Regions from separate parts of the Homo sapiens genome. Here region 1 is linked to region 2. Evidence: chromatin loops called from intact Hi-C (ENCODE). Cell type or tissue: heart right ventricle. All regions are shown on one strand. Links, peaks and the distances in the headings refer to the core of each region. The heading gives the core; the rest is flanking DNA. Region 1 overlaps IFT81 (intraflagellar transport 81). Region 2 overlaps IFT81 (intraflagellar transport 81).

Evidence for each region. Hi-C counts contacts between places; a loop is a spot of excess contacts. Peaks named below come from ENCODE experiments on the same cell type or tissue, not always from the same donor. Only the 100,000 strongest peaks of a DNase experiment are listed, where the experiment ranks them.
Region 1: it touches region 2 in a loop (2.5-fold over the local background); 4 of 110 quality-filtered maps call a loop at or near these places.

Annotation. Positions count from the first base shown.
Region 1 is chr12:110,201,220-110,210,552 of GRCh38, forward strand. It overlaps IFT81 (intraflagellar transport 81), which reads left to right. Exons shown (of 19, transcript NM_014055.4): 15 at 2,645-2,731; 16 at 4,224-4,295; 17 at 4,376-4,461; 18 at 7,952-7,997. Among named protein-coding and RNA genes, the nearest start is that of ATP2A2, 75 kb to the right of the region's middle. In heart right ventricle, for the core only: no CTCF peak of the experiment used is centred there; no DNase peak of the experiment used is centred there.
Region 2 is chr12:110,140,313-110,145,592 of GRCh38, forward strand. It overlaps IFT81 (intraflagellar transport 81), which reads left to right. Exons shown (of 19, transcript NM_014055.4): 9 at 3,070-3,233. Among named protein-coding and RNA genes, the nearest start is that of IFT81, 19 kb to the left of the region's middle. In heart right ventricle, for the core only: no CTCF peak of the experiment used is centred there; a DNase peak (open chromatin) is centred at 1,342; H3K27ac peaks cover 1,603 bases.

The DNA of each region.
Region 1 (9,333 bases), core at 2,760-5,259, 64 kb after region 2:
TGGTGAAACCTTGTCTCTACTAAAAATACGAAATTATCTGGTCATGGTGGCACATGTCTGTAGTCCCAGCTACTTGGGAAGCTGAGGCAGGAGAATCGCTTGAACCCGGGAGGCAGAGGTTGTAGTGAGCCAAGATCGTACCATTGCATTTCAGCCTGGGCGACAAGAGAAAGCTCTGTCTCCAAAAAAAAAAAAAAAGGTGAAAAATTTTTGTTTTTTGTTTTTTTTTGAGACAGGGTCTTGCTCTTGTCGCCCAGGCTGAGTGCAGTGGCACCATCATGGCTCACTGCAGCCTCAACCTCCCGGCCTCAAGCAGCTCTCTCACTTCAGCCTAAGGAGTAGCTGGGACCACAGGCACATACCACCAAGTCTGGCTAATTTTTATTTATTTATTTATTTATTTATTTTGTAGAGGTGGGGTCTTGTTATGTTGCCTGTGCTTGTCTCAAACTCCTGGGCTCAAGCGATCCACCCGCCTTGGCCTCCCACAGTGCTGGAATTACAAGATTGTGCCACCACACCCAGGCTTTTTTCACTTTTTAAACTTTTTTGTTAAAAACTAAGACACACACCTAGGCCTACACAGCGTCAGGGTAATCAATATCACTGTCTTCCACCTTGAAACATCTTGTCCCACTGAAAGGTCTTCAAGAGCAATAACACACATGAAGATGTCATCTCCTGTAACAATGCCTTCTTCTGGATGCCTCCTGAAGGACTTGCCTGAGGCTGTTTCACAGTTTATTTTTTATAAGTAAAAGCAGTACACTCTAAAATAACAATAAAAAATATAGCATAGTAAATACATAAACCAGTAACATAGTAGTTTATTATCATCAAGTATTATATACAGTACATAATTGTATTGCTATACTTCTATACAACTGACAGTAGATTGGTTTACACCAGCATCACCACAAACACATGAGTAATTTGTTGCACTATGGCATTATGATGCCTATGATATCACTAAGGTGAAAGGATTTTTTCAGCTCCATTATAATCATATGGGACTGCCATCATATATGTGGTCCGTTGTGACTGAAACATCATCCCATGCATGACTGTACTTTTAGCATTTCTAGGTGTTTGTAGCAGGAGATTTTCAAATTATCCCATTCAAAATACTACATTAGAAGAAACTTTGAAACAACTTAAAGAAAACAAAATTTAAATTTCCTCCCTGCCCCCTTGCAATAAAGAAACTGCTTAACCTGAATTCAAATTGTGATTCCACCTTTTTTTTTTTTTTGAGATGGAGTCTCACTCTGTCGCCAGGCTGGAGTGCAGTGGTGTGATCTCGGCTCACTGCAACCTCCACCTCCCAGGTTCAAGTGATTCTCCTGCCTCAGCCTCCTGAGTAGCTGGAACTACAGGCACGTGCCACCATGCCCAGCTAATTTTTTTGTATTTTTAGTAGAGATGGGGTTTTACCATGTTGGCCAGGATGGTCTCAATCTCTTGACCTCATGATCCGCCCACCTGGCCTCCCAAAGTGCTTCAATTACAGGCGTGAGCCACCATGCCCAGCAGACTCCACCTTTTCTTAGCAGTATAATCTTTGGCAAGGTACTTGTTCTCCCTGAACTTTCTGCAAGCATTATATGGTGGTATTAATATCTCTTTTGAGGTGCCGTTTTGAGATTTAGTTATTGTCAGTGGTACATTTCAAACACCCTAGAATGTTTTACGAAGTTCTTCTAATTAAGCCCCTGCCTAGGTCTTCAGCCTCCCCTCACCATTTCCCAGAAATAAACCAGCATAGGCTGGGTGCGGTGGCTCACGCTTGTAATCCCAGCACTTTGGGAGGCCGAGGTAGGTGGATCACCTGAGATCAGGAGTTCAAGACCAGCCTGACCAACATAGTGAAACCCCATCTCTACTAAAAATATAAAAATTAGCCAGGCATGGTGGCACATGCCTGTAATCCCAGCTGCTTTGGAGTCTGAGGCAGGAGAATCGCATGAACCCAGGAGGCGGAGGTTGTAGTGAGCCAAGATCGCACCATTGCACTCCAGCCTAGGCAGTAGAGTGAGACTCCGTCTCAAACAAACAAACAAACAAAAGAAATAAATAAACCAGCATAGTAAACTACTTATAAGTTTCTTAATTATTCTTGTTCTCTGTAGCTTTCAATCCTTTATACATAGTGTTCCTTTTTTTTAAATACTGTCTTCCCCTTGTTCATCTTCCACCTAACTGTTCTTACTAATCCTTCGTGATTAGCTTAGATATCAATTTCTCCAGGAAATTGTCCCCACTGATCCCCAAGCCTGGGTTAGGTTCCCGGGAGTCCTGTGTGCCTTCTGTAACACCTTGTGTTTTCCTATCATAGCTCTCAGCAGCCTGTTTACTTGTCTGAACATTACTTGAGAGGAAGAATTTTTGGCTGTTTTATTCACTATTGTCTCCCCAGCTCCTAACAAAGAACCTGGCACACAGCTCAATACATGGTAGCTATTATTATTATCAGCACCTTCATCTATCATAATTCTCAAATGTCTGGTTGTTGCATAAATAACTCTTAAGTATGCCAAGAAGCTTAGAGTTAAGTTACAAGACTGACAAGGGCATGCATTGTTTCAGAGCCATGTTTGGGACCTTTGTTTTTCACTTATTCAATCATTTTCCCTTTTTATACTAGGAACTGACCCAGGAGTGTGATGAAAAGAAATCCCAGTATGATAGCTGTGCAGCAGGCCTCGAAAGCAATCGGTCCAAATTAGAACAGGTAAGAAGAGAGTTTTTATTTTAACAATTTAGCAAAAACTACCTGTGTGTACACCTGTAGTCCCAGCTACTCTGGAGGCTGAAGCAGGAGGATTGCTTGAGCCTAGGAGTTTGAGGCTACAGTGAGCTATGATCACACCACTGCATTCTAGCCTGGGCCACAGAGCAAGACTCTCTCTCTAAAAAAAATGTTTTAAATACTGCCCGTGTACGCACATTTTCACTACATCAATGTCAAAAGATTCCCAAATCTTTATCATCATCTCCTAAGCTCCAGAGATCTTTATTTCTTTAATTTGTACACACTTAATTTCCCATCTGTACCACTCCCAGCAAAGTACAAGGCTCATTATCTGCTGCCTGGCCTCCCACAGTAAACTCTTACCTATTCTCTTGCTTCTACTCTTGCTCTCCTAAGGTTTATTCTTCATAGGGAAGCCTAAGAAACCTGTTTAAAATTTTTGCCACCCTTCATTGGCTTCCTGTTGCACTTAAAATAAAATCTAACCACCAAACTATGGTCTACAAGGCCCCACCTGCCTTATGAACTTCATGTCCATGTGCTCTACTCCTCATCCATGGAGCTTCAGCCACTCTGACCTTCTTCCTGAGCTTTAAACAGGCCAAGCTTGTTTTCACTTTGGGATTTTGCATGTACTCTTCCCTTCTGCGTGATATACTCTGCTCCTAACTCTTCGCCCTCCCTTCTCCTTTTCATCACTAGGTCTCAGCCTTAGTGTCACTGCCTTTCAGAGATCTCTGATCACCTGATGTTACCCACTCTTCTTCCCAACCTGGCCCACCCAGTCCCTCTATCACATTCTACTGATGGATTTCCTTCATAGCGCTTATCCCCATCTCAAATATCCTTCATTATGTTTCCTTGTTTATGTTGGTTTCTTCTACTTCAGTGAAAGCAGGGAACCTGCCTGTTCACTTCTGTGTCCTCAGCACTTAGAACAGTGCTGGACACACAGTAGGTACTTAATAAATGTATGATTGGGCCAGATGCAGTCGCTCATGCCTGTAATCCCAGCACTTTGGGAGTCCAGGGCGGGAGGATCACTTGAGGCTAGGAGTTCGAGATCAGCCTGGCCAACCCGGTGAAACCCTGTCTCTACTAAAAATACAAAAATTAGCCAGGCGTGGTGGCACGTGCCTGTAGTCTCAGCTCCTCAGGAGGCTGAGGCACGAGAATCTCTTGAACCTGCGAGGAGGAGGTTGCAGTGAGCCAAGACTGCACCACTGCACTCCATCCTGAGTGACAGAGTGAGACTCTGTCTCAAAAAATACAATTGAACTTGCAGGTTATAGAGTGATATGTGTATTCTCTAGAAAAAGATTATCTCTTATTGTGCTAGAATAAACAAAGTTAAAATTGCAGAAGAGGAAATGACTCTGATGGTAGTCCTTTGTTGTACATCTAAAGTCATCGTCGCCATATCTGTCTCATTCTTTCGATAATGTCACCTATCTAAAATTATATATTATAGGAAGTTAGAAGACTCCGTGAAGAATGTCTTCAAGAAGAAAGTAGATACCATTATACAAATTGTATGATTAAGGTAAGACAAAGTAGATCAAAAACATTTCTGAGTTTTTTCTATATCAAAGTCTTCCCTAAAACTGAAGTCTTTCTATTTAGAACCTAGAAGTTCAACTTCGTCGTGCTACTGATGAGATGAAGGCATATATCTCTTCTGATCAACAAGAAAAAAGAAAGGCAATTAGGCAAGTGATTTTGTTGTTTTATATTGAGATACTTAATATTTTCACCAATAAAAGTTTTATAAATAAGATAGAATTATACAAATTTAGCATATTTAAGTAAGTAGACACTAAGATATTATTTAATACTAAATCTTACTAAACATCTAGATATTTTAGCCCTGCTAAGTAGGAATACATATGATTTTATTTCTTGCTTGCTTACTTTTTGATTGTGATAAAATATATAAAATTTGCCACTTTACCCATTTTTAAGTGTACAGTTCATTGGCATTGATTACATTCACAATATTGTACAGCCATCACCACTGTATATTTACAAAATGTTTTCATCATCCCAAACAAAAACTCTTGTAACCATTAAGCAATAACTCTTCATTCCCCGCCACCCAGGAATATATATAATTTCATAATTGCTTTGTCATAAGCAGTAAAGTTGGTCTCTTTTTAAAGTCCCACATGGCCTAGACTCTAGTCATCTGCCTGCTAATTGTGCAGTGTGATGACTGCATTTTAGCTGGAAATTGTGTGATTGCAGTGTACCAGTCTTCAAGAAGGATATGTAAATACTGCTTAGTCCTTATATGGTGCTTTTTTTGCAATCCCAGCTTGTGGCGTACTGTAATAAATCAAATCCTGCCTAAAAAAAAATACATTTATGGTTGAATTGCTAGGTGTGATAAAATGCAATCATTGAACAACATAAGCCTTCTTTGCTCCTCATCACAATTCAAATATTAAATGTTTTGCTATTACTATTCAGTAAAAATTCAGATAAAATGTAGCACTCACGTTTATTCTAGATTGCATTGAGATTTTGAGTGGCATGTACATTAATGTTATAAAAAGAGGCCGGGCATGGTGGTGGGCGCCCGTAGTCCCAGCTACTTAGGAGGCCGAGGCGTGGGAATCGCTTGAACCCGGGGAGCAGGGGCTGCAGTAAGCCGAAATCATGCCACTGCGTTCCAGCCTGAGCGACAAAGGGAGACTCTGTCTTTAAAAAAAAAAAAAAAAAAAATCTAAGAAATAGAGTGTCTTGCAGAATCTGAATTTTTTTTCAATGTAATGCACTAGAATGCAAGCCAGACTGAAAATACTGTATAGAGCAGTGTTTTTTCTAATACTCTAACATATTAAACTAAAAATGTACTTATTCATATTCTTTCATTGTATGTAAACTTTGTTCATATAAATCTATATGGCCAATGATAAGAAATGAGAAAAGTTAAATTTGTTCTTAAAAAATAAAAATTTTTATAAATTAAGTTCTATTTCTTCCAAAGTTATCGATATAAATAGCAAAGAAGGAAATAATTGCTCTTGAACTATTCATTTTCTGATCTGTCTTCTAGCCAGATTTTTTTTTTTTTGAGACGGAGTCTTGCTCTGTCACCCAGGCTGGAGTGCAGTGGCACGATCTCGGCTCACTGCAATCTCCGCCTCCCAGGTTCAAACATATTCTCCTGCCTCAGCCTCCCAAGTAGCTGGGATTACAGGCACACGCCACTGTGTTTGGCTAATTTTTGTTATTTGTATTTTTGTAGTTTATATTTTTGTATTTTTGTAGAAATGGGGTTTCACCATGTTAGCCAGGTTGGTCTCAAACTCCTGACCTCAAGTGAACCACCCTCCTCAGCCTCCCAGAGTGCTGGGATTACAGGCATGAGCCACCACGCCCTACTGAAAATGAGGATTCATCAAGACTAATTGCAAAATTTTCCTTTACTTAGACTGCTGTATTTTCTCTTTTTATGGCTTAGGATTTCTTGGAGTCCCAATTTTATATTGTTTAATTTTTTCTTAAATACTGCAGCGTAGCTTCACACACAAAAACAGTCTCTTCTTTGTTCTGTGTTCCTTTACCCCTCGTCCTTCAGTCTTTTTTTTTTTTTTTTTTTTTTTTGAGACGGAGTCTCACTCTGTTGCCCAGGCTGGAGTGCAGTGGCGTGATCTCAGCTCACTGCAACCTCCGCCTCCTGGGTTCACGCCATTCTCCTGCCTCAGCCTCCTGAGTAGCTGGGACTACAGGTGCCCGCCACCACGCCTGGCTAAATTTTTTGAATTTTTAGTAGAGACAGGGTTTCACCGTGTTAGCCAGGATGGTCTCGATCTCCTGACCTCGTGAGCCACCGCGCCCAGCCCCAGCCTTCAGTCTTTATCCTTAACATGTCACCTGCTTTAAATCTCACATTTTGTCTTAAATAGTATTGAAATATAATTTTGTTTACAAATAAAATACAATGTTATTATGTTTTTAATTTTTACATTAAAATTTTTTTTTTAGCTTACAAAAGAAATACTTGTAAAAACAACAGTAACCATTATGAAGTAGTGTGCACAGAAGTTGAATGCTGTCCATTATTGCCATGTCTCAGAAATGTCTACTGTTAATACTTTGGTGTACATTAAGCCATATTCTTTTCCCATGCGTTTGCTGATACATCTGTATATATGTGTGTTAGTTAATGCATGGGAAATGTTATATGTATGTGTGTATACACACACGTATACATACATATGTATATAAAAATAAGATTAAACTGCTCCTGGGTGTAGTGGCTCACACCTGTAATCCTAGCATTTGGGAAGCTGAGATGAGCCAATTGCTTGAGCCCCAGAGTTCAAGACCAGCCTGGGCAACATGGCAAAACCCTGTGTCTACCAAAAAAATACAAAAAAATTAGCCCAATATGGCGACACATGTCTGTAATCCCAGTATCTGGGAGGCTAAAGTGGGAGATTCACTTGGGCCAGGGAGGTGGAGGCTACAATGAGGTGTGATCATGCCACTGCACTCCAACCTGGGCAACAGAGTGAGACCTTGTCTCAAAGGAAAAAAAAAAGATTAAACTACATATGCTGTTTTTCTCTTGATCTAGAATATTTTCCACTTCAGTATTTATAGATTTACCTCATTCTTTTGTATAACTCCTTATTATTTGTTTCAATAGATATGCCATAATTTGCTTAAACATTTTCCCATCTATAGACATTTAGTTTGTTTGCATATTTTCACTATTATAAGCATTGATGAAATAAATAGTCTGCTTTTATGTTTATTTAAGTTATGGGATATTTTTGTAGGATGACTTCCTAGAAGTAGAATTGCAAGATTACATGCTACTTAATGTTTATTTAAAATGTATATCCTTTCTCCTTTCTACAAACCTCTTCAAAAACAATGTGTAATTTAAGCAGATGGGTTGCCATTGTTTTGAGGGTAGATTAACCAGAAATAGTATTTAACATTTTAATTATCTTAATTTCCTATTAAATGTTTTGCTTTCTTTTTTTTCCTTAAATTACTATTTACTTGAAGAACTAACTAAAGATGGGGAAAGACAAAGAATTTTATAATGGGTTTCATTCTGACTCCAGTACCCTAAACTATATTGCCTAGTGTATTTTAGATAGATATATTAATTTATAATTCACTTGTATGATCAAATCATTTGAAGTAAATTGAAAGTAAATCATTATGTTGACTCCCTAGGGAACAGTATACCAAAAATACTGCTGAACAAGAAAACCTTGGAAAGGTAAGAATTATTATTTATTTTTTTAAATGTGTCTAACTGATTCAGGCTTTCAGTACTGTACATGGTTTATGACTGTCATTGTTTTCAAAAGGTCATAGTACAGTTTTTGAGGGGAAATTGTTCATTCATTTTAAAGATGGAAGACTTCCTTAAGAATTTAGTTTTACAGAAATAAAGTCACGATGGATTTTTGAAAGAAAAAATTATCTATTTTTAAATCACAGAGAGTTCATGATAATGTTCTGCGTTACAGTTTTCAGATTATCCTCAGGCTGGGCGCGGTGGCTCACGCCTGTAATCCCAGCACTTTGGAAGGCCAAGGCCAGTGGATCAGTTGAGGTCAGGAACTCAAGACCAGCCTGGCCAAAATGGTGAAACCCCGTCTCTATGAAAAATACAAAAATTAGCCAGGCGTGGTGGCAGGCGCCTGTAATCCCAGCTACTCTGGAGCCTGAGGCAGGAGAATCACTTGAACCAGGGAGGCAAAGGTTGCAGTGAGCCGAGATTGCGCCATTGCACTCTAGCCTGGGTGACAGAGCGATACTCCATCTCAAAAAAAAAAAAAAAAAAAATTATTCTCAGATATCTCTTTATGAGATAGGTGTAAATTTATTCATTTACTTTATTTAATAAACACAAAGTTCTAAGCCCTAGTCTAAGCGCTTTACAAACATTGATTTATTTAATACAAACAACTGAAAAACCTTGCTTGAGATGCTCAGCTCCCTCCTGCCAGAGTTATCTGATGGCAACTGAAATAGGACTGTATAATTATTTTTCTTAGTTCTCTGAGCCACTCCTAGAAGTGGTAGAGAGTAAGTTATAGCCTTGACCATCAGGACTTAAATGACCAACTGATTAGTTAGTCTAGCTGACTTCATAAAGCAACCAATTTAACAAAGACACCAGCTTTGCATTCTTAGGAGAAAAAAAGAAAAAACGTATACTTACTAATAATTCAGAGGAAAGATGACCAGTCATCAAGTGACTTGGCTTCACTCTTAGGCTTGTGATTCTAAACAAGCCCTCTAATCACTTTAGAGTTCATTTCCTCATATTTAAACTGAAGTACGTAGATGAGAAATTTAAAAATTAAATTACCTAGATTGATTTAGATGAGTTATAAGATCATCTTCATTGATTTTAAGTCTATATTGCATAATGAAGACTAACTGTGTTTCACTATACAACATTTTTTCTGTTTCTTCAGTTTCACTATTGAAAATAATGTTTTCTGGCCAGGCAAAGTGACCCATACCTATTTGTAATCCCAGCATTTTGGGAGGCTGAGGTGGGAGGATTGTTTGAACCTGGGAGTTTGAGATCAGCCTGGGCA
Region 2 (5,280 bases), core at 1-2,500:
GCATACACTGGTGAAACCATCAGCTTTTAATCAAGATCACAAACCTATCCATCACCCCAGACATTTCCACTGACCCTTTTTAATGTCTCACTCTTGCCCCCTTCTGCCTTTCTGTCCCTCCCCAGGCAACCATGGATTTGCTTTCTGTCACTATAAATCAGTTTATATTTGCTAGAATTAGAAACTTTTTTTTAAATAGAGAAAATATTATTTGAGAATTTTAAATCTTTAAAAACATTTTAGTCTTTGATTCCATGCATCTCTAATTACATGGGGTACACTTAAGAACCTGAGGATGGAAAAGCTGGTCATCTAACAGACAAAGAAGTCAGGATGTAGATTTAATCGAAAACCACATAGGAATGACTGACTAATTACAGTGTGATTTATTTATTTTTATTGTTTATTTACTTATTTATTTATTTTTTGAGATGGAGTTTCACTCCTGTTGCCCAGGCTGGAGTGCAATGGCGTGATCTTGGCTCACTGCAACCTCCGCCTCCCAGGTTCAAGCCATTCTCCTGCCTCAGCCTCCCAAGTAGCTGGGATTACAGGCATATGCCACCACGCCCGGCTAATTTTGTATATTTTTTTAGTAGAGACGGGGTTTCTCCATGTTGGTCAAGCTGGTCTCAAACTCCTGACCTCAGGTGATCCGCCCGCCTCAGCCTCCCAAAGTGCTGGGATTACAGGCATGAGCCACCACGCCTGGCCTATTTTTTATTTTCTGAGACGGAGTTTTGCTCTTGTTGCCCAGGCTAGAGTGCAATGGCATGATCTTGGCTCACCGCAACCTCTGCCTCCCGGGTTCAAACGAATCTCCTACCTCAAGCATCTCTACAGCCTCCAGAGTAGCTGGGATTACAGGCATGGGTCACCATGCCCGGCTAATTTTTTGTATATTTAGTAGAGATGGGGTTTCTCCATGTTGGTCAGGCTGGTCTCAAACTCCCAACCTCAGGTGATTCGCCTGCCTTGGCCTCTCAAAGTGCTGGGATTACAGGTGTGAGACACCACGCCCAGCCTACAGTGTGATTTATTAAACACTTTCTCTTCTCTTCCTTTCTCTAATCCTGAAAAAAGAAGGAATAGTGAAGTAATGAATGGAAAACTTAGAATTTGCAGTTAATAAAATTTTACATGTTAATATATGGTTAGCACGATGGAACTAAAAATAGTTTTAAGGCTTTGGGCCAGATGTATTATGCTTTGGGCCAGATGTATTATGCAATCTATTACACAGATTACTTAAACCAGAAAGCCCATGTGTTAAAAATTTGAGCCAGGCCAGACGAAGTGGCTCACGCATGTAATCCCAGCACTTTGGGAGGCCCAGGCAGGCGGATCACTTGAGGTCAGGAGTTGCAGACCAGCCTGGCCTTAACATGGTGAAACCCTGTCTCTACTAAAAATACAAAAAATTAGCCGAGCTGGTAGTGTGCGACTAATTCCAGCTACTCAGGAGGCTGAGGCAGGAGAATCGCTTGAACCCAGGAGGCAGACAGAGGATGCAGTGAACCCAGAATGCACCACTGCACTCCAGCCTGAGTGACAGAGCAAGATTTCATCTAAAACAAAAAACAAAAAACATTCAAGTCAGAATTTGTAAATGTGTAAATGGAAAGATATGAAATAAACTTTGTAAATCTCTCTAGGCTGGGAATTTAAAACAAGATGGTTATTCACTGAAAATCTGTGTGTATAGTTGTCCAACTGCAAAAATAAGAAAACTAAAATCTTAAAAATATAAATTGCCACTTAACTGTAAACTAATAATACTTTACAAAATAAAAAATACCAAAACATGGAAAACTTAAAACATTTATGTGTAGGTAGATACTTTGTTTCTTTTTTCTTTTGTTTTTTTGAGACAGAGTCTCCCTCTATCCCCCAGGCTGGAGTGCAGTGATGGTGACACGATCTTGGCTCAGTGCATCCTCTTCCTCCCAGGTTCAAGCGATCCTTGTTCCTCAGCCTCCCAAGTAGCTGAGACTACAGGCATGTGCCACCATGCCCGGCTAATTTTTGTATTGTTAGTAGAGACAGGGTTTTGCCATGTTGCCCAGGCTGCTCTCGAACTCTAGACCTAGGTGATCCACCCACCTCGGCCTCCCAAAGTGCTGGAATTACAGGCGTGAGCCACTGCACCTGGCCTGTTACTCTTTTTTAGATTTTAACTTGTGGTGCTTTTAGTAATGTCTTCATTGGCTTGAAGCTGACAAATGATAATGAATTATCATTTATGAACTGTTATAATAGAAATATAAATTGTTCTGGGTACAGTGTAATCCCAGAACTTTGAGAGGCTGGGATCACACCTGTAATCCCAGCACTTTGAGAGGCTGAGGCAGGTGACTGCTCAAGCCCAGGAGTTAGAGACCAGCCTGGGCAACATGGCAAAACCTCGTCTCTACAAAAAAAAATACAAAAATTACCTAGGCGTGGTGATGTACACCTGTGATGCCAGCTACTTCCAGCTACTCAGGAGGCTAAGGTGGGAGGATCACTTGAGCTGTGAAGGTTTAGGTTGCAGTGAGCTGAGATAGTGCCACTACACTCTAGCCTGGGTGACAGAGCAAGACCCTATCTCAAAAAAATAAAAAATACATATGTATATATATAGCATTAAAAGTATTCCAAAAGAAAAAAAATACATGATCATCTGTATAAAAGAGCACCTGGGTTAGATTTTATTTGTGTTATCATTTGGTTCATGGGTCTCTTAAATGCTTAGAAGGTAAAATATGACCCAACAATGTATCTGGCTCAGCACATGTTATTTTTGCGTATTGCGGGATATAAAAGAATTAGGTTATAATTTGAAAGGGTCATAATAGCACTTTTTCTATAATTATTTAAATATTCTTCCATGTAAATTATGTTTCTTCATTTTCATTGTAATTAACAATAAAATATTTCAATGGCCAATCTTTTATTGTACTATGCTATATATTATACAGTTTGTTTTCAACAAATATGCCGTATCCAGGTCTTATATTTAAAATAGTATACAGAATATCACTGTACCTACTCTTTTGGGCTGAATATTTATTTATTTTATTTTTAAAGGTTTAATGAAGAGGCTAGAGGAGGAGATAAAATTTAATTTATATATGGTAACTGAAAAATTTCCTAAAGAATTAGAAAATAAGAAAAAGGAATTACATTTTTTACAAAAAGTAGTTTCAGAGCCAGCTATGGGCCATTCTGATCTTCTTGAACTTGAATCTAAAGTAAGTGAGAATCATCTTTTTATAGCTCTCAATTTTATCTGATCCCCAGTCCTATAAAATTATGTGAACTGCTTTCTGTAGTATCCCACTATTGACTCTTAAATTAACCTGTGCTAAGAGTTGACAACTCTTATGAGGAATTGTCCTTTATGAGGAATTATAGAATGTTATGCTATTACTTAATCCACATGATGTTATGAAAACATAATCAATTGATTAGCAAATGAAGTAACTTAAATATGTAAATTAATGCATATGAATTGACCAGTGGGTTTATGTCTTCATAATGTAAGCATTTAGATGGGAAATTTGGAAATATTTTAATTGTCATTAATTTTTATTTCCAAGCAAAATATTATAGCAATTTTATATTTAAAGCTAATATTTTTATTAACCTTGTATACCTGCCTTGGAATTACTAAATATTGTAATGCTTATTGAAAGCTGGTATCAGGTTATACCTTTTTTTTTTTTTTTTTTTTTGAGACAGTACTTGCTCTGTTGCCCAGGCTAGAGTACAGTGGCACAATCTTCTCAGCTCACTGCAACCTCTGCCTCCTGGGTTCAAGTGATTATCCAGCCTCAGCCTCCCAACTAGCTGGGATTACAGGCACGAACCACCATGCCCGGCTAATTTTTTGTTGTTGTTGTTGTTTTTGTTGTTGTTGTTTTGTTTTTTGTTTTTTTTTGAGACAGAGTCTCGTTCTGTTGCCCAGGCTGGAGTGCAGTAGCGTGATCTCGGCTCACTACAACCTCCGCTTCCCGAGTTCAAGCGATTCTCCTGCCTCAGCCTCCTGAGTAGCTGGGATTACAGGCACGCGCCACCACGCCTGGCTAATTTTTGTATTTGTAGTAGAGACAGGGTTTCACCGTGTTGGTCATGCTGGTCTCAAACTCCTGACCTTGTGATCCACCCATCTCAGCCTCCCAAAGTGCTGGGATTACAGGCATGAGCCACCGCACCAGGACTTGTTTTGTTTTTTGAGACGGAGTCTTGCTCTGTTGCCTAGACTGGAGTGCAGTGGTGAGATCTCAGCTCCCTGCAACCTCTGCCTCCCGGGTTCAAGCCATTCTCCTGCCTCAGCCTCCCAAGTAGCTGGGACTACAGATATGTGCCACCATGCCTGGCCAATTTTTTTATTTTTAGTAGAGACGGGGTTTTGCCATTTGTCCAGGCTGGTCTTGAACTCCTGACCTCAGGTGATCTGCCCGCCTCAGCCTCCCAAAGTGCTGGGATTACAGGTGTGAGCCACTGTGCTTGGCCTGATTATACCATTTTTGTTCCCTAGAATTAAAATGCTAGGTCAGGTGCAGTGCCTTTTTTTTTTTTTTTTTTTTTTTGACGGAACTTGCTCTGTTGCCCAGGCTGGAGTGCAGTGGCACAATCTCAGCTCACTGCAACCTCCACCTTCTGGGTTCAAGCGATTCTTCTACCTCAGCCTCTCGACTAGCTGGGATTACAGGCGCACACCACTATGCCTAATTTTTTTTTTTTTTTTTTTTTTTACACGGAGTCTCACACTGTCACCTAGGCTGGAGTTCAGTGACATGATCACAGCTCACTGCAGCCTCCATCTCCCAGGCTCAAGTGATCCTCCACCTGAGCTTCCCAAGTAGCTGGGACTACAAGGTGCATGCCACCAGTTCTGGCCAATTTTTGAATTTTTTGTACAGACAGGGTCTGGCCATGTTGCCCAGCATGGTCTTGACCTCCCAGATTCAAGAGATCTGCCTGCCTCCGTCCACCTCAGTCTCCCAAAGTGCAGGGATTACAGGTGTGAGCCATTGCACTCAGCCTAATTGAAATGTTTTGACTTGCTAATTCTTTAGTGTGCTTACTATGTGGTTAATAGCCACTACAATTAAATACATAATTCTGACTGTTTTGGTTTTTTTTGTTTTTTTTTTTTTGAGATGGAGTGTAGCTCTGTTGCCCAGGCTGGAGTACAGTGGCGTGATCCCGGCTCACTGCAACCTCTGCCTCCTGGATTCAAGTGAATTCTGCCTCAGCCTCCCCAGTAGCTGGAATTACAGGCACCTGCCACCA